Regions from separate parts of the Mus musculus genome. Here region 1 is linked to region 2. A link is a loop called in an ENCODE intact Hi-C map of the cell type or tissue named here. Cell type or tissue: left cerebral cortex. All regions are shown on one strand. Each heading gives the region's core, and the rest is flanking DNA. Links, peaks and the distances in the headings are about the cores only. Region 1 holds the start of Acd (adrenocortical dysplasia). Region 2 overlaps Ripor1 (RHO family interacting cell polarization regulator 1).

The links. Hi-C counts contacts between places; a loop is a spot of excess contacts. Peaks named below come from ENCODE experiments on the same cell type or tissue, not always from the same donor. Only the 100,000 strongest peaks of a DNase experiment are listed, where the experiment ranks them.
Region 1: a loop joins it to region 2, with 4 times the contacts of the local background. A loop is called at or near these places in 8 of 42 quality-filtered maps.

The regions. Positions count from the first base shown.
Region 1 is chr8:105,698,504-105,706,997 of GRCm38, reverse strand. It overlaps Acd (adrenocortical dysplasia), which reads left to right and starts at 5,770. Exons shown (of 11, transcript NM_001012638.2): 1 at 5,770-6,078; 2 at 6,159-6,295; 3 at 6,458-6,551; 4 at 6,640-6,716; 5 at 6,950-6,994; 6 at 7,103-7,137; 7 at 7,268-7,419; 8 at 7,507-7,603; 9 at 8,035-8,384. The coding sequence starts at 5,980. Pard6a (par-6 family cell polarity regulator alpha) reads right to left here and starts at 5,351. Exons shown (of 3, transcript NM_019695.3): 1 at 5,195-5,351; 2 at 4,602-4,824; 3 at 3,504-4,390. The coding sequence starts at 5,257. The coding sequence ends at 3,636. It overlaps Enkd1 (enkurin domain containing 1), which reads left to right. Exons shown (of 8, transcript NM_198299.2): 4 at 260-432; 5 at 2,238-2,363; 6 at 2,484-2,647; 7 at 2,749-2,885; 8 at 2,977-3,346. The coding sequence ends at 3,137. In left cerebral cortex, for the core only: a CTCF peak has its summit at 5,307; DNase peaks (open chromatin) are centred at 4,893, 5,495, 5,854, 6,245 and 1 more place; H3K4me3 peaks cover 2,548 bases; H3K27ac peaks cover 2,206 bases.
Region 2 is chr8:105,618,483-105,626,982 of GRCm38, reverse strand. Ripor1 (RHO family interacting cell polarization regulator 1) reads right to left here. Exons shown (of 22, transcript NM_001081241.2): 13 at 8,258-8,500; 14 at 8,048-8,169; 15 at 7,063-7,195; 16 at 6,669-6,804; 17 at 6,407-6,568; 18 at 5,975-6,133; 19 at 5,673-5,869; 20 at 5,506-5,589; 21 at 5,322-5,412; 22 at 4,764-5,178. The coding sequence ends at 5,081. Gm5914 (predicted gene 5914) reads left to right here. Exons shown (of 2, transcript NR_151742.1): 2 at 2,508-2,647. Among named protein-coding and RNA genes, the nearest start is that of Mir1966, 7.3 kb to the right of the region's middle. In left cerebral cortex, for the core only: a CTCF peak has its summit at 4,415 (motif pointing left); DNase peaks (open chromatin) are centred at 2,818, 3,578, 4,432, 5,351 and 2 more places; H3K27ac peaks cover 6,501 bases.

The sequences.
Region 1 (8,494 bases), core at 495-8,494, 80 kb before region 2:
GGTGACTGTGGAAGGGAATAAGCTGATAACTGTGCTGTGGGTATGATGTCTAACTTCCATGAAGAGGCCTTGGTTGTATTTAAAAATGTGTGTGTATGTGTGTGTGAACCCAGGGCCTCTCTTCTACCAGACATCTCCCAGATTGTCTGAGAGGTCTTTCTGCCAAGGGTAGGGTGTGAATCTATATTCGATCTAGTCCGAGGTGCATGGCCATTTGGTAGGGCTGTCCCTAGCAATATTCCTCCCTGCACCCTTCCAGGGAAGAATCCAAAGGACCATGAGAAGGAAAACTTGAGGCGGATCAAAGAGATTCAGAGGCGCTTCCAAGACCAGGAACGCAGCCGGGAACAGGGTCAGCCTAAGCCACTGAAGGCACTGTGGCGCTCACCCAAGTATGACAATGTGGAGTCTCGAGTCAAGGCCAGGATGAAGGTATCTGTCCCAGGGAGGCAGACCTATCCATCTTGGCCAAGGCAATTATATCTGATCTAACTTACAGAGCATGTGTGTGCGTGCGTTCATGAGTGCGTGCGTTGGGGGAGATGGTGATCACAAAAGACTAAGACATCTGGGTGGACTTTCTCTGGGGAGCTGATGGCATCAGGTCAAGGATTAGGCTAGAGGAAGAGAACATTCCACAGAGATAAAACCCCACAGGTAGATTCTGGCATCAGAGGGAGTAGGGGCAATGGGCATAGTGGGCATAATTCAGTTTGTAAGGGGGAGAAGCAGAAGGTTTGAACAGAAAGCCAGCAGGGTACATATCTGAAAGAACTACCTAAGTTACCTAGTTACATGTGATATTGGAGATGGAATCGTGAGACACATGCACACTAGGTACTCATATAATATACCCACGACCTTCCTGCTAACTCATTCTCGGTTCCCCTATCTCTGTGTCTCTGTTTCACGCAGCCCAGGCTGACCTCAAACTCTTTGACTTTCTTTTTTGTTTTGTTTTTGTTTTGGTTTTTTTTTTTTTCGAGACAGGGTTTCTCTGTATAGCCCTGGCTGTCCTGGAACTCACTTTGTAGACCAGGCTGGCCTCAAACTCAGAAATCCGCTTGCCTCTGCCTCCCAAGTGCTGGGATTAAAGGCATGGGCCACCACGCCGGGCTACTCTTTGACTTTCTAACTCTCCTTTGTCCACCTCCTGAGCGCTGGGATTAAAAGTGTTCACTACCACACTACTTTCTCTTTTTCTTTTAATTCATTCATGACTTCTTTGAGATTAAAAAAAAAAATTACATGTCTGTGTGGCTACATGATTGTCTGTGCACCAGAGTCCAGAGGAGGGGATGGGCCTCCTGGGACTGGAGTTACAGAGAGCTGTGAACTGTCCTGTGCTATTGCTGAGTTGTTTCCTACTCCCACCCCCAACCATACCCCACCCCCACCCCACTATCTCCACTGCTACTTTGTTTCTAGACAGAGTCTCCCTGTGTAGCCTAGAATAGCTTCAAACCCATTATGTAGCCCAGGCTGGCCTTGAACTGGCCTAATTTTCCTGCCTTAGTCTACCGGGTTTGGACCACCACTCTCAGCTCATTTCTTTGAGTTTATAGCTTGCTCTTTAGCCCCAGGCTCTCCTTGGGTTCTCTCCATCACCTATCCTGGCCCTAAACCCTTACTCTTTCTCCTTCAGCCTCCTGAGACTACGGGCATGCACCGCTATTTCTTACATTTTTTTTTTTTTTTCCTGAGGACAGGGGCAGGCAGCAGCACTTAGGTTTTGGAGGTAGTTACTATTTCTCTATCCAGGGACCCTGAAAGAGACTCAGGATTGAGAGAAAGGACAAGGTCACATGAGACTGGAATTAGGCTGGAGCATCTGTGGCAGTGCCAGGGGGTAGGACTGTGTCCAGGAAGCAGATGGATACACAGCTCTGGGTCTCACTGGTGAGCCCAAAATGTTATTGACAATCAAATCGAGGACAGTACGTCTAAGGGAGCAGCCCTTGGTCTTGGGGGCTTGGAGGCAGCCCTTTGTAATGTTCGGGTGCTAGCTAGGAGGAAAGGGTGGTAGTAAATGAGGCCGAAGGAAGTAGTAGGTTTTTTTTGTTTTTTTTTTTTTTTTTGTTTTTTTTAAGGCTGTGAAGAGACAGGAGGGGACCCACAGAGATGAGCATAGAAAAGTTCTTAGAGGAAGGAGGGACCGAAAGGGGGATGGCCTTGTGGGTTAGAACCTTAACTTCAACCTCCCTGGTTCTAATGCCGAACCGTACCCAACCTTCCAGGAGCTTGGCCCCACCTCTGTGACAGAACCTGCCCACTTTCTGCGGGCACACTCCCGCTGTGGCCCTGGGCTCCCACCATCCCGTGCCTCCAGTCCTCAGCTCGCCCTTCCAGGTCCCCAAGCTAAGGTGAGAGAGCAGGTCTGTGGGGACTTGACGACCATTTGACAGGAGTCCCGCGGGTAGAGTCGGTACAGAGGTGCAATGTAGTGCCACGGGGTCTCCACCGTGCTTGCCATGTCTCTGCAGGGACCCGGCCTAGGCGTGGATTTCATTAGTCGCAACGCCCTAGCTGCCAAGAGAGCCCCCCGGCGCCACTCCCGCTCCCTGCAGGTCCTTGCACAGGTTCAGGAACAGCAGCGCCAAGCCCAGGAGCGCTACAACGCCACGCAGAAAGGCCATGTGCCCCATTAGTGAGTAGGTCCCGTGCGCTGTCAAGTGCGGTGAGAGACCCCTGTGGAGGCTGAGAACCAGTGTGTCTTAGTGTCTTCAGCCCCGGGCCTTGCCTTCACAGCTTGTTGGAACGCAGGGACCTGTGGCGGAAGGAAGCGGAAGCTCGCCAGCGTAGCCAGCCAGACCCGTCCATGCCCCCGGGCCACACACTCATGCCTGAGAATCAGCGGCTGGAGACCCTGAACAATCTGCTACAAAGTGAGTACTTGGGCAAGGGTGGCGGAAAGGGAGCCCATGAGAGAACCATGCATCCCTACCCAACACTCACTGGTTCCGTGCCCCTTTGTAGGCCAGAGCCAGCTGCTACGTGAGCTAGTACTATTACCTGCTGGGGCAGACTCGCTGAGAGCCCAGGGTCATCGTGCTGAACTGGACCGGAAGTTGGTGCAAATAGAAGAGGCTATCAAGATCTTTTCCCGACCCAAAGTCTTTGTGAAGATGGATACCTAGTCCTTCCCCGCTTGGTACCCACCAAGAGTAACAGGGAGATATGTGTGCGGATCACCACGTGGCTGCCAAGGGCAGACTCAAGCCCTGTCATAGCTCAAAGACAGGAGCGTTGGGGTGGGCAGAATCGAAAGCACTTCTTAGTCACCAGGGGCTGCAGAAGGGCCACCAGCCTCCCAACTTCTCTGTCAAAATTAAACCTTTTGTACACAGTGGCTGTGTTCCATAGGAGCTGTCTTAGAAATGCTAAGCCCAGTGGGCCTCCTGCTGCATCACCCACCATAGGATGCCCTCCTGCCTATGTCCAGGGAAGAAGGCAGACGTACAGGATCAGAAGAGATCGGGGCTGGGACACAGAAGGACCACATCTACATTTGTAGAAAACCTTTAATGTTCACCAGACTGAGAGGGCTCTGTGAGCAAGCTAATCTTCTCTACCCAGCTGGAAAGTCCAGGCCATGTTCCCGCAGCCTAAAGTGACAAGGGCTGCATCTTTGCCTGTCAGAGGCTGAATCCGCTAACATCACCTCGCATGCCATTCCCCCAGCCAGAATTGGCTTGCTCTCTGCTATCCAAGGAGGGCAGAGAGCTGCCAGCACCAGGAAGTAGGCAGCCAGGTTGCAGGTCCCAGCACAGGGGCCCCTGAGACAGCCCATTAGAACAGGGAGGGTGGCGATTCTCAATGACCAGGTCACTGCTGTCATCGTCACTGTCAGGATCAGTAGGCCCAGGCCCTACAGAGGAAGGCCCTGTCAGACGCCCAGATGCCCCCCGTACCACATTATTACGCTGGTTGGCAGGCTTGACAGTGACGATGAGGTTGTGGCTGTTGGCGACCATCATGTCCGTCACTTGGTCCAAGGTCTTCCCGGCCACCTCAATGCCGTTGACCTCAAGGATCTCATCACTGACCGCCAGCAGCCCTGTACTCTCAGCCAGGCCCCCACGTACCAGGCGGGAGATGAAGATACCTGGAACCCGCTCCAGGCCCTGGGGAGCCACGCGAACACTCATGCCATCTCGAATGTAGAAGCCCAGGGGACGGTCTGAACCATGTTTGTGCAGCCTCACTCGTCGGTGGGTCTCAGGTAGTAGGTCCACATCTATAACTGAAGACACCTGGCGGAAATCTTGGGGCAAGCTGATTAACAAGGGTGGCCTGGTGCGCAGAGGTGCCACTGGTCGTAGCAGGAGCCCTTTCTTGCGCCTTTGTAGAGAGTTGGAGGCAAAAGCCAGGCCACTCGAGTCACCTTCTGCTGCAGGAGAGGGGGGGGGACTAAGATTAGAGACTTCTCCCAATTGGGCCTGTGATAGGGACAATGTCAACTGTTTTCCTGCTACTTGGAGGTCAGACCAAGGGCAGAGGCTACAGAACATAAAGCCTGGGGGCCCTGGGTATGATCTACCCTGATATACCTGTCCTATCACCCTAACCCAAGAAAGCTGCCCACTGTACCCCATCCTCACCCCGTTTCTGAACCAAGAGGCGCAGAGGTGGGGGCCCGCTGGCCAGGGCCCGGTGCAAACTGTCATCGTTGGTGAGGGGCAGCAAGTCACCGTGAGCATCCGTATAGCCAAGCAGGACGTCCAGGCCAGGGATCTGGTGTACCACACACAGCAATCGCGAGAACTCCTGAAAGCCTCTCACCGAAGTGCGGGGTAGTGCAAAGCGTCGGAACTCGGCGTCAAACTGGAGGCGGGAGGGAAAGGGAACGGAGTGTCAGGACATCCCAAGCCCCTTTCTCACCACAGCACTGAGGCTGTCAGGAGAGGGAAAGGTTGCTGGAACAGCTGCAGCCTTAGGCTTAAACCTCAGCTCCAGTACAAGGGACACTGTCCAAGGTCTTTCCCTTGCTCTCCACATACCCAGGCCACAGAGGGACTCTGGAAGTCCGTAGTGGGAGGGAGGATGCGATGAGGGGAGGCAGACAGAAAAGCAGAATAGGACGGAGGATGGAGGACAGAAAGAGGTGATGGAGAGCCAAGGAACTAATAAGGGAGAGAAAGGGAATTAGGAGCCCTAGCGCAGTGGCTAGAGCCGAGACCAGAGAAGCCCTTACTTTGCTCTTCACCTCGACGATGCTATCGGGACTGCGCGCCGGAGTCCTCTGCGGCCTGGCCATTGCAGGGCCTGGCGGGCGGGGGACAGTGCCCCACAGCAGCCCGCCGAGGCGCAGGTGCACAGCCCGGCCCGCTGGCCCGAGCCGCCCCGCCCCTGGCGGTAGCACTCGCCCCGCCCTCCCACCCAAACCATGACGTCAAGGGGGACGCGACACCGAGAAACGTGGAGTCTACGTTTCCTAGGAAACGGAGACGGAGGCAGAGAGGGCTTTCTCTGTTCTTACGTCATTACGCTATGGTTCGAGCGTCCCAAAAAGGACTCGACCAATCCGAAGGCAGAATGAGGGAACAAACATTTATTAAGTTGTCCGTGCTGTCATTTTCATTTTGTAAAGGAAACTACGGCAACATTTTAGGAAAATTCTGGAGGTCTTACACAGAGCCAAAGTGGCTTCAGGCCCCATTCTCTGCTGCAGCCTCCTAACCTGGATCGCTCTCATCCAATCTAGTCCTTGCCTTTTCCTTTCCGGCTCTAGAGTTGTACTGAGGAACAGCTCACGGGCTCAGAGAGATGCCCCGGTAAGAATAAACTGTCATCAGCCAGCAGCTAGGTCAGTCAGCAGGACCCGGGAAGAGCTTGCGCAGGCGCAGAACCGCGAGGGGGGCGGAGTCTCAAACTTAGGATCCGCCTGGCGGTCACGTGCTTCCTCTCCCGCTAGAGGCGGAGCGGCGGTGCTCGCGGGAAGACCCTTTCCTGGGGGTCGCCCAGGGTGCCGCCCTGCTAATGTCCGATTCAGGGTTGCTGGCCCTACAGCCCTGGATTCGAGAGCTGATCCTAGGTTCAGAAACACTGTCAAGTCCACGAACCGGGCAGCTGCTCAAGGTAAGCAGGTCGCTCAGATCCCAGAGACCCGGGTAGAGAAGGCGGGAGTGAATTGACACTAGCCACTACTGTTGTGTTAGGTACTCCAGGACTCGGAGACTCCCGGCCCTTCTTCCGCCCCTGACACACCTGACACCGGGGCCGTGTTACTTGTGTCAGACGGAACCCACAGTGTCCGATGCGTGGTGACGCGCAACGCCATCGACACCTCCGACTGGTAAGAGAAGTGCTACTTGTCAGCGGAAGGTGGGAGGCCAGCTGGCTAGTGGGGCATTGAACCTGAAGTGGGCGGGTACTGGAGAAGTGGGGAAAGCTCATTCCCCAGGCGTATGGGGGTTTGTGCCTGTGCTCTGGACAATGAGGGCTGTGCTCGCCGCAGGGAGGAGAAGGAGCTCGGATTCCGCGGGACCGAGGGCCGGCTCCTGCTACTGCAGGCCTGCGGGCTCCGCGTTCAGGTGGCTCAGGACCATGCGGTGAGTGGTAAGGCTCACTTGGGCGGGTTGGTTACTGTACCTAGCTCTTTGTCACCACTCCTGAGACACCACTCCCCAACTCCTCCAGCCTGCGGAGTTCTACCTCCAGGTGGATCGCTTTAACCTGCTGCCCACGGAGCAGCCCCGGATACAGGTGACTGGTTGGTAAGTGGTCCCTTTAAGGGAAGGGGATGTAGCTCAGTGGCAGACTACAGGCTTCGCATGGCTGAAGTCCTGAGGGCTTCAGTCTAAATCTCTCCATATTCCTCTCCCCAAAACAAAACAGTTAAATGAAGCTTCCACCTTTTGTCTCTTCACGCGCACTTGGCATAGATCTTCAGGTGAGAGGGATGGGCATCAATAACCCTGATCACCTACCACCCTCCTCTTTCTCCCAGCAATCAGGATTCAGATGTGCAGAGAAAACTCAATGAGTGTCTTGAGTAAGTTTGGGGTTGGGCCCTGAGGCTGTGCGCGGTATGGTCACGGGTGGCAGAGCTGGGTAGATTGGCATCAGAGCTGTCCCTGAGAAGTCTTCACTGTTTCTCTAGGGACCACCTCTCAGAGTCTGCTTCTTCCAGTGCAGGTACTGGTAGGGGTTTCCCCGGTAACCCTACCTAACTCCCTCTGTGGTTCCTCAGTAAGTCACTGAAATCTCTCACTTACCCTTCCTTCTTGTTGCAACTTCAATCCTTCGGCTAAAATGCTGGCCCCAGGCCTAACCCTGTCCCAGCTTCTGGATGAGGTGAGGGAGGACCAGGATCATCGGGGAGCCCTAGTGTGTCTAGCTAAGAGCTGCCTGGTGCTGAAAGGTCCTTGTACAACCACCCCCCTCACCGACTGGATCACCTCTGGCTCCCAGGCCTTGGTCAGTGCTGGGCTTTTTCTGGGAGGTTTCAGAGGGAGGGTTAGGCAACTGCCATGCTGAGCTCTCTCCCTCTCTCGTGTCCCGCAGGGAAAAGCTGTGTTCACTGTGTCTGGCTCATTGCTGCACATCCCTGAGGGTGAGGAGCAGATTTTGAGTTCTACAGGCTCCAGTCAGAAGGCTCGGGGTAAGAACTGAATGGGGACAGGGGGGTGGGGGGGGCTCAGAGCCCACCACAGTACTGATGATTCTCTCCAGAATGCCAGGGACCCACCTTTTTTTTTTGGTGTTTTTTTTTTTTTTTTGAGACAGGGTTTCTCTGTGTAGCCCTGGCTGTCTTGGAACTCACTCTGTAGACCAGGCTGGCCTCCAACTCAGAAATCCACCTGCCTCTGCCTTCCAAGTGCTGGGATTAAAGGTGTGTGCCACCACTGCCCAGCATCCAGGGACTCATCTTTGTCCTTCACCCAGTTCCTTTGGTTCAGGCTATAAGCACTCAGTACCCTGGGTCAGATTACTTGACTGTGGAGAGGCTGTGAAATGCTGTATAACACTCGCAGGCACTCAGCTGTCCTGAGCAGAGAGGTCTGTGCTCACACCCCGTTTCCTTTCCCCCAGGAACCTCCGCTTCACCCAGCCACATGCCCCTGGAGGAAAGTGGTGCCAGCGTTAGCCTTCTGTCAGCCTTGGCTACATCGGACCCTGGGCAGATGGACAGTTCCCAGTCTCCACCAGCTGTTGGCTCAACCTCCCCAAGAGCTCAGGCCCCCACTTCTCCACCCTGCAATTCTACACCCAGCTCCCTACTCTTGAACTGCAGCCCCAGTCTTTCACCCCTTCACCCTGCCCCTAGATCACACCAGTCCTGTGAGACCAGAGCTCAGGCTCCTAAGCTGGAGTTCCAGTGCTCCTTCAAGAAACGGCAGCTTCTCCCAAGAACCAGCGCCCAGGAGCTCTGCTCTGTGTGGGTGAGGACTGTAACTGGAAGGGAAACTGGGCACAGTGTGGACAGGGGCTAAGAGTAGACTTGGGTGGTATTAGTGGTCTTTACTGGACTCTCTGAGATACTTCACCCCTT
Region 2 (8,500 bases), core at 401-8,400:
TTCTTTTATTTTGTTTGAGACAGGGTCTCACTATGTAGCTGACTGTCCTAGAACTCACTTCTATAGACCAGGCTGTCCTGAGAACTCAGAGATCTGCCTGCTTCTGCCTCACAAGTGCTAAGATTAATGGTGCATGCACCAGACCCAGCTAAAAAATTGTTTTGTGGGGCTAGAGAGATGGTTCAGTGGTCAAGAGCACTGACTGCTCTTCCAGAGGTCTTGAGTTCAATTCCCAGAACCCACATGATGGCTCACAACCATCTCTAATGGAATCTGATGCCCTCCTCAGGTGTGTCTGAAGATAGCAACAATGTACTCATATAAAATAAATAAATAAACCTTAAAAAATATTCTGGAACAGAATCTCAAGTAGTCTGTGTTGACCTTAAACTTACTGTGTAGCTGAGGATGTCTTTGAACTCCTGATCCTCCTGCCCTAGCCTCTTAAGTGCTGTGATTATAAGCTTTATCACCATGTCTAGGAGACTGTACACTTTAAGTGGTTGAACCACATAGTATGTGAGTTGCAAATAAAGCATTGTTTAAGAAGGAGGTTGGGTGGGAAGTGAGAGCTCAGGGGTAGAGCACTTGGCTAGCAAACCCTAGGTTCAATCCACAGCACTCAGGAGGCACAGGTAGGTGGATCTCTATGAGTTCAAGGCCAGTCTAATCTACAACGCAATTTCTAGGACAAAATGAAAAGAGTAAAAGACTCTATTGGTCATCCTCAGACTTGTGTGGTGCCAGCTGCTTAGTAGACTCATCAGGGTAATTATGCATACACCAGAGATAATTATGCATACACCAGAGGTTACAAAGGAAATAAGCAATTGCAGTGAGCTGTGATTAATACAATAGAGTGGCAGTATAGGCCAAACAGGCCCCAAGATCACAGTGTTGCCCAGGCTGGTTTTGAATCACAGCAATCCTTTTATTACAAGCATTTGCTGATATAACCCAGTGAAGTTACAACGCCTAAAGAAAAGTATGTCTAAGTTGAAGGTTTTTAGGGGGTTGGCTTGAGCAAGGCTATGTAAGGGTGAAAATAATAGACCACAGGAGGAGTGATTCCAGCCTCAGGTGTAGACAAGCCCTGCAAGATAGCTCAGTGAAGCTCCAGGGCAGAGCAAGTAGTTCCAGTGGAAATGAGGATCCAGACTGGAATAGACAGACACAAAGGGCTCGTGAGCCAGGGTAAGTGGGCTGGGCTTTTCTCCCTAAAGGAAAGAAGGCTTGTAGTGGTAGACATGAGTTTTAGAAATCTTTGTGCATCGTGGAGAATAGATAGATCCAAGTAGTGCAAAGTAGGCTTTGGGCTGTTGAATTTGAAATGCTTTGGCTGCTCAAAAGGAGACATCCAGTCTGTAGTTGGAGTCAGAGAAGTGAAGTAAAAACTGAGTCACTGCCGGGCAGTGGTGGCGCATGCCTTTAATCCCAGCACTTGGGAGGCAGAGACAGGCAGATTTCTGAGTTCAAGGCCAGCCTGGTCTACAGTGTGAGTTCCAGGACAGTCAGGGCTATACAGAGAAACCCTGTCTCGAAAAACCAAAAAAAACCCCAAAAACAAAAAACTGAGTCACTGACATTAGCCTCAGCATATACATGGAGTCACGTGTTTCAAGAGTAGAACTCTGTGGAGTGACATTTAAGGGGTGCCTGAGGAGGACGAAAAGGTCAGAGAAGTGAACTAGGAACATAGATTGTTATTAGCTATAGCAAAGCAGCTGCTTAATCAGCTATCCTAAGTCAGCGTGTGCTGTATGTCCATATGCCTGGAATGTAACATAAAAGTCAGTGTTTACCGTATGTCCATATGCCTGGAATGTAGCATACATTCAGAGGCAGCTGGTCCTTGAATGTTAGCATCAACTTTAGACTATGGCTGTCACTGCAGGCCACTGACTGCCTGATTTTCTAAATGATACTTTGTGCTTCCTTAACTTTCAGAAGAGGAGGTGGAGTCTTTCCAGTCTCACCTTCTCATATTACCCACATCCAGAAAAGCTCAGCCCAGCCAGCATCCATGCCCAGAGCCAGCCTGCCTGCCTGCCTGCCTGCCTGCCTGTCTGTCTGTCTGTCTTTCTCTCTCTCTCTCTCTCTCTCTCTCTCTCTCTCTTTCTTTTTTTCTTTCTTAGACTTGTGTGTATGAGCATTTTGGCTGCATGTATGTAAGTGCCTAGAGATAGTTGTGATATTGGGAACTGAACCCAGTCCCTCTGCAAGAACAGTAAGTGCTCTTTACTGCTGAGCTGCCTCTCCAGTCCCCCAGGAGCCTTGGGGATGGGCATTCTGCATAGTACACTGCTTTCTGAGGGGATGGAGAGAAAGCAGAGAACATCTCATGTGCTGGTACTCAGCAAGTTGTGCCCACATACCAGACTCAGGATCGTACAAGGAAGGCACCCCCGCTCTGTGGGGGAGACAAAGAAGCAGTCCTCTTCCCATGTGCCAGCCCATCTGCTTCCTTGCCTGCATAAACATGCTTTTTCTTCTTTTTGGTCATGCAGCTTTGAATTCATGAGAAAGAAGAGTGTGAAACAAGAAGCAAAGATCGGGTTGGAAGAGGGCAAGAGGAAAGGGGGGGATGGAAGGAAACCCTGCAGCCACCAACACAATAAACACAATAAACTGTATCCTGACCACCTCAGCCTCTTCTTCTTCTTCTTCTTTTTTTCCAGTGTGCACATGTCAATTTCCTCCATGCAGAATTCTGAAGATGATAGCCAGGACATGGTAATGACCTAGGTGGCCTTAAATAATGAGACTCATGTTATAGAGACCTTTAATACCCATGACTCCTGATAGCATCGTAAATCTACCGCTTCCTGGGGCAGCGGTCCTGAATGTGAGCAGAAAGAACAAATGTCTCTCCAGCAGCCTAAGAAGTAAAAGGGTTCCGGGGCAGCTAGCTGAGCCCTTTGTATGCCTTCCACAATCTGACAGACAAGACCTACACTTGGGCTAAGAGACCAGCCAGCTGGACTTCAGGTCATGAGCTGAGGAGAGGTCAAGTGGTTGGTTGTCCTGCACCAAGTCCGGGAAGTCTTGAAGGACAAAGGCCTGAGGATCCCCCTGACCCTGATAGATCCTCACCTGGCTGTGCTCAAATTCTAGCTCCTATCCACCCTGGTCTCAACATTTCTCAGCTGGGACAGAAAGCCCAAGCTCTGGCCTTAGGACCCTCCTTGTAGAAGACAGAGAGAGGGGTCTTGATCTTTCTGTTTTGAAGAGCAAGATTTTCGGTGACAGCCAGAATTGAGCTCATTTCCCCATCCTATATTTCTTGCCAGGCACTGTCCTACGATGTTGTTCTGGTCCAGTCACTGCCTTCACTTTCCTAAGACCTGCTCAGCCAGGGTTTGACTCCACTTTTCCAACACTCTGAGCATTCCTGACCCACCAGTGGGCCGATTCTGTGGCTTCAGGCCTGCAGATGGTTCTGAGACTGCCTCAGAACTGACTAGCTATAGGCGGCATTGGTGTGGTCTGTCACCTAATTGTTTTATCTATCCCATTTCACTCCAGCTGACCATCCAAAAGCTGAACTGCCCTACCCTGCCCTGCTATGCCGGTATTTAAGTGCTGTCTGCCGGCCCTACCCCCACAGACCATAGTGAACCGCCAGCAGCCACTCACAGGTGTTTCCTGTTGCTGTTTCTTTTGCTCAGCATGGCCTCCCCAGCAGGTGGTGAGGGCACAGGCACAAACCTCTTCACAGCAGTTCTAAAGCACTGGGGTAAGGCTCCCCAGGGATCTGGGTCACCCCACCCCCACCTCATCTAGGCAACTGTTGACATCTAATTGGTTCTTCCGGAGTGCTCCCCATTTCATTTCCCCATGACAGCTTTGTGCACACAATGTCATACTGCTGTGTGCTATCACCTTAAGTATTGGGACAGCAGAATGGGCTCAAGCTGGGGAGCCCTTCCGCATGTCCAATCTCCTGGATACTAGAAATTGTGGTAGGCGAATGGAGGGTCCATTTTTCTAGCCATGGGTGTGGAACTCCCTCAGGACCTTCTTTGCAAAGTCCTGCCATGCCACCCTCAAGTTCCTCCCGAAGGTCTCCTAACCTGGGATAACAAACTCCTGTGCTGGAGGCAGGGAAGCCCCGTCTTGTGAGTCCTACTTCCTCAACACAGGTCTGCCGGCTGGGAGGGGACACAGAGTTCACAGGTTTGTTATTACAGGGAAGGAGGTGCCTCAGGGAGGGAAAGACCTTGCAGTCTTGGTTCACAGGGCAGCCATCCGGGTCTCCTATTTCCCAGGCGCAGGCTCCTCCCCTCAGCAAGGATTTCACACCTCTCCCCACAACCTAAAGTTGCTTCTTGAGGTCCACTGCAGGAAGGAAGCTGCCTGGTCAGAAGGGTGCAGAGAGAAGCCTGTCCACTGATGCAGTTCTGCTGCCCCCTGGTGGCGACAGCTCAGGCACTTCTTGCGGCGTACTCCTTGCTCTCTAGCCACAGCTGCCCTAGCATAATCAGTTAGGACCTTGTCTGGGCCAGCTGCAGAGCTTAGATGCACTCGGGCTATAGTTCCTGGTCTCAGCTGCAGGCTCAGCCTGCTCAGCAGTGCTAGTTCCCTTCTGTCTCTCTTCTCCAAGCCCAGCCCTGGACTCTGGGCTTCCTTCCACCAGGATTTCCAGGGCAAGCGCTCATGTGGTTGTCACAGCGGGGGTGTGGACACAACAGGGCCAGGAAGAACACATCAGAAGGCGTTGGAGCAGAGGTTCGGGAGTGCACCAAGCCATGTAGGAAACACAGTTTGCTTTTTTTTCTTTTATTTTCTGTAAAACTCTGTAAATAAAATACAAACCCAAGGGATGTGATGAGGCAAGGCAAGCTGACCAAATGGCCAGGCCTCCGACACTGTGTGTGGCAAAGACTGTGCAGAACCGCGGCTGGGAGGCACTTCATTTCAGGCATTCTGCCAACCCCAGTGGTAACAAAAGAATATATTAGATTTTCATTGATAGGAATTTGTGGGGAGAGGTGACTGGAACCAGCCTTCACCCTCCCTGCCAGTGCCTGATGAGCCCTGAAAACAAGGGAAGGGACACTGGGAGCCGGCAATTAAGAGTTCAGAATGCTGTGCTGGCCATGCTGCTGGGCCCAAAGATGCAGGGCAGAGCATCCAGGGACTCCTCTAGCTGTCGATGAGCAGACTGTCCTTCCTCCCCTGTAATGTCCAAATATAAGGTCAAGAGTGGCCCAGGCATCTTCCAGGCCTCCCCATACCTGGCATCCCCTCACCCTACCCCCAATAGCCAAGATGTTCCCAAATCCCCTTAACTCGTGGTGTCTCCCACTTCCCAGCCTCACCGCACTGCTGCAGGCTCTGCCGGGCGGCTTCCCTCACAGCTTCTGTGTCTGTTTGGCACAAGTACACCAGGGGCTCAATGCCCTCAGGAGCCTATCAGCAAACAGAATATGGAGGCAGGTTCAGTCTAACAAGTAGAAACAGCCCTGAAGTGAAAGCGTTTGAGGCAGGTCGGCAGGGACTCACCTTGATACAGCCCAAAGCCAGGCATCCGGCCACTCGAGTCTGCACGTCCCCATCTTCCAGCTGGTCCAGGAAGCACAAGAGAGCCTGGGAATGGGTAGAATGGGCAGACGTAGACACCAGGAGCCCACAACCCTAACCTCACCCCAGGAAAATCCTGCCAAACTCACCCTTTCCCGGAAGACAGGACCAAGTGACAGGCTCCGAAGCTGAGTGCTGACAGCAGCCATGACTTTGTTGTTGCCGTGGACCAGCAGGGAGCTAAGAGCCCGAAGCCCATCCTTTCGCAGGCGCCCCTCCGGTGCTAACCTTAGGGCTTTCAGCACAACGGCCTGGTCATCAGAGTTCAGGTTCTGTACTAGTAACACTGAAAGAAGTAGTTGGGGAGGGTGCTTTGTTCTCACCTTTCATCATTTACACCCTCAGGACCACCCACGGCACGAGTATTCTGTGGCCAGGGCCACCGCCTCACCCTCCTCTGCAGTCTCTGTCACATAGGCATCCATGGAGGGGCTGTCCAAGGCTTCTACATAACTCCAGAATTGGAAGATGGTGAACTGCTCCCCCGGGCCTGGTTGGGGCCTCCTGGGCAGCTTCTGTCCCAGGGCATCTTCCAGGAACTTCACACACACTGCAAAAGACAGTACCACAGCCTGAGCTGGAATAGTCCCAGGCCTCTAAGGGGGAAGACAATGCCCCTGTCTAGCTCATGCCCAGGGACTCCTTGGCCACCCTCTGGAGGGTCCCCGGTCTAGCTCATGCCCAGGGACTCCTTGGCCACACTCTGGAGGACACGGATTCTCTTCAGTGCTCAATTTGTCAGTCAGTACGGGCTGATGAGGACTTCCCTAAGGGAGCTGAGATGGAAGGAAGGGGCAGGTAGGTAGGCAGCCCACTCACTCACCAGCCTCGGCTAAGCCTGGCTGGCGCAGGGAAAGACGGGCACCGTACTGGCTGCAGAAGGTGAGGAGCACCCGCTCCACAGAGCAGATGAAGGGGCTGAGTCCCTCTGTACACTGGTCCCAAAAGGTCAGGAAGCCGGGCCGAGAGGCGGAGAACTGTACCACTGTGAAGGACGGGAAGAAGTATCAGCAACCGAGCGAACCAGGCAGGGGGAGCAGGCGGGTCCAGACGTACATCAAAGCCCAGGCCCACACGGCCTTTACCTTCCTGGGCAGATGTGGCAGAGTTCCCCCATAGCTTGCTGCGTTCACACACTTCCTGGAATACACGCGCTTCCCGCAGCAGCCGTTCCAGGGCCCAGGCCTCCTGGCAGCGCAGGGGTCCAAATGTGCCCAGTTTCTAGAGGACAAGGGTTGCCAAGTAGTTTAGGCTTCATGGCGAGGGTTGGGGAGGATGGGGGTCAGGAGAGTACAGGTCCCAGCATGCATTGGGAGAGGCCAAAGCAGGAAGAGTATAGGAGGTATTACATCCAATAGGCACCAAATGCCAGGACCCTGGGGCATTGCAGTATAGAACTGAGAGGTTTCGAGGGTTGGATTGGAGTTCAGGGCTCCTTGGGGTAAGTGGCTGGGGGTGGGGAGGACATTATCCCCTCACCAGCAGGAGGCGGCTGCAGTGGTACAGGTGCTGGACCAAGGTAGCATCCAGGGCTGAACACCCTGTGCTTAGAGACTGGCCATTTGATGAGTCTAGTCTGTCCTCTGCCACAACCTCTGGGCTGCTTGTGTGCCTGAGAGAAAAAAATGGAATCAACGCCCCACCTAAGAGCACACATCACCTTCTGGTCATCAGATTTTATTTTTATTAAGCTTCTCCCACCCAGAATGGAAGAACAACAGGAAGACACAGACACGAGGTAAGTTCACAGGGGACTTAGGGGAGAACGAGGCCATAACCAGCAATGAGAAATATGGGTCTTTATAGTCGGTCTACTTTTTGCTACCTCTGCTAGGACCAAAGGGACTGGTGGGCCCGAGATGGGCGCCAGTAGGATTGCAGGCGGGATGGTCTATGAAACGTGGGCTGTAAAGGACGCAGGGCTTGGGACTGGAACCTAGGAAGTCGTAAATGGAGGAGGGATCGGGTGCGACTCTCAAATCTGAATCGGTAAAATCTGTTCCAGGAATGAGAGCCCAGTGGCCGGGGCCTCCGGGAGAGTCGGGGTCTTGACGGAGGGGAGCGGTGCTGGAGGACACAGGGTGTAGGGGGAGGCGCTGAAAGAGCTGCTTCACAGGGTGGGTCCAAGGTGAGGTCAAGGGAAAGAAGAGAAGCAGGAGGCTCACAAGCTGATGGGGACGTGCAGGGGAGGCAGACATTGCTGAGATGAACAGGGTGGCCAGAAACACTGGGATGGACAGAGTTGGTAACATGGACATCAAAGACACATGAGGTATGCTCGGAAAAACACAGCTATTCTACCACAAGCCCATCCTCATGTATTCTACCTGGTCCCACCTGGCTACTTCCCATCCTGCATTTCTCCCAACCCACCTGCTCCTCTGCCTTACATCACTTTACCTCTTCCCCTTCATCTCTCCCTGCCCCACCAAGTTCCCAGTCTTGCCTTGCCTGGCTGCCTCACCTGTCCCCGGGACCATCGTTGTCTTCATCTTCATCATCATTGAGGAAGCTGAAGCTCTCCAGGGCATGCTCCACAGTGATGCTAAGACTGGAAGCCCGGCTTCGAGTCAGGCCTTGTCTCTGCTGGGATTGTAAAGAGGGTCAGAGCTACTGGCACTGGTTGGCAGCTGTCCCTGTGCGGCCTCAGCCCAGCCCAGTCTAGCCTCCTTACCATGAGCAGACTCTCCAGCCGAGTCACCTCCTGCTCCAGGCCCTGCAGCTCAGGGAACTGACCACGATAGTCATCAAGGGCAGACATTAGGGTCCCAAGAGCTTCTTCAAGCCTTCTGTCCCCAGCTCCTCCCGTTGCCTCAGGGACTGGGGCTTGAGCAACTGCGGCCAGGTTATGTTCTGAATGTTGGGGTTCAGGGGCACTAGATGAGGGAGAGGAACTTGGGCTCTTAGGGATTTGTTC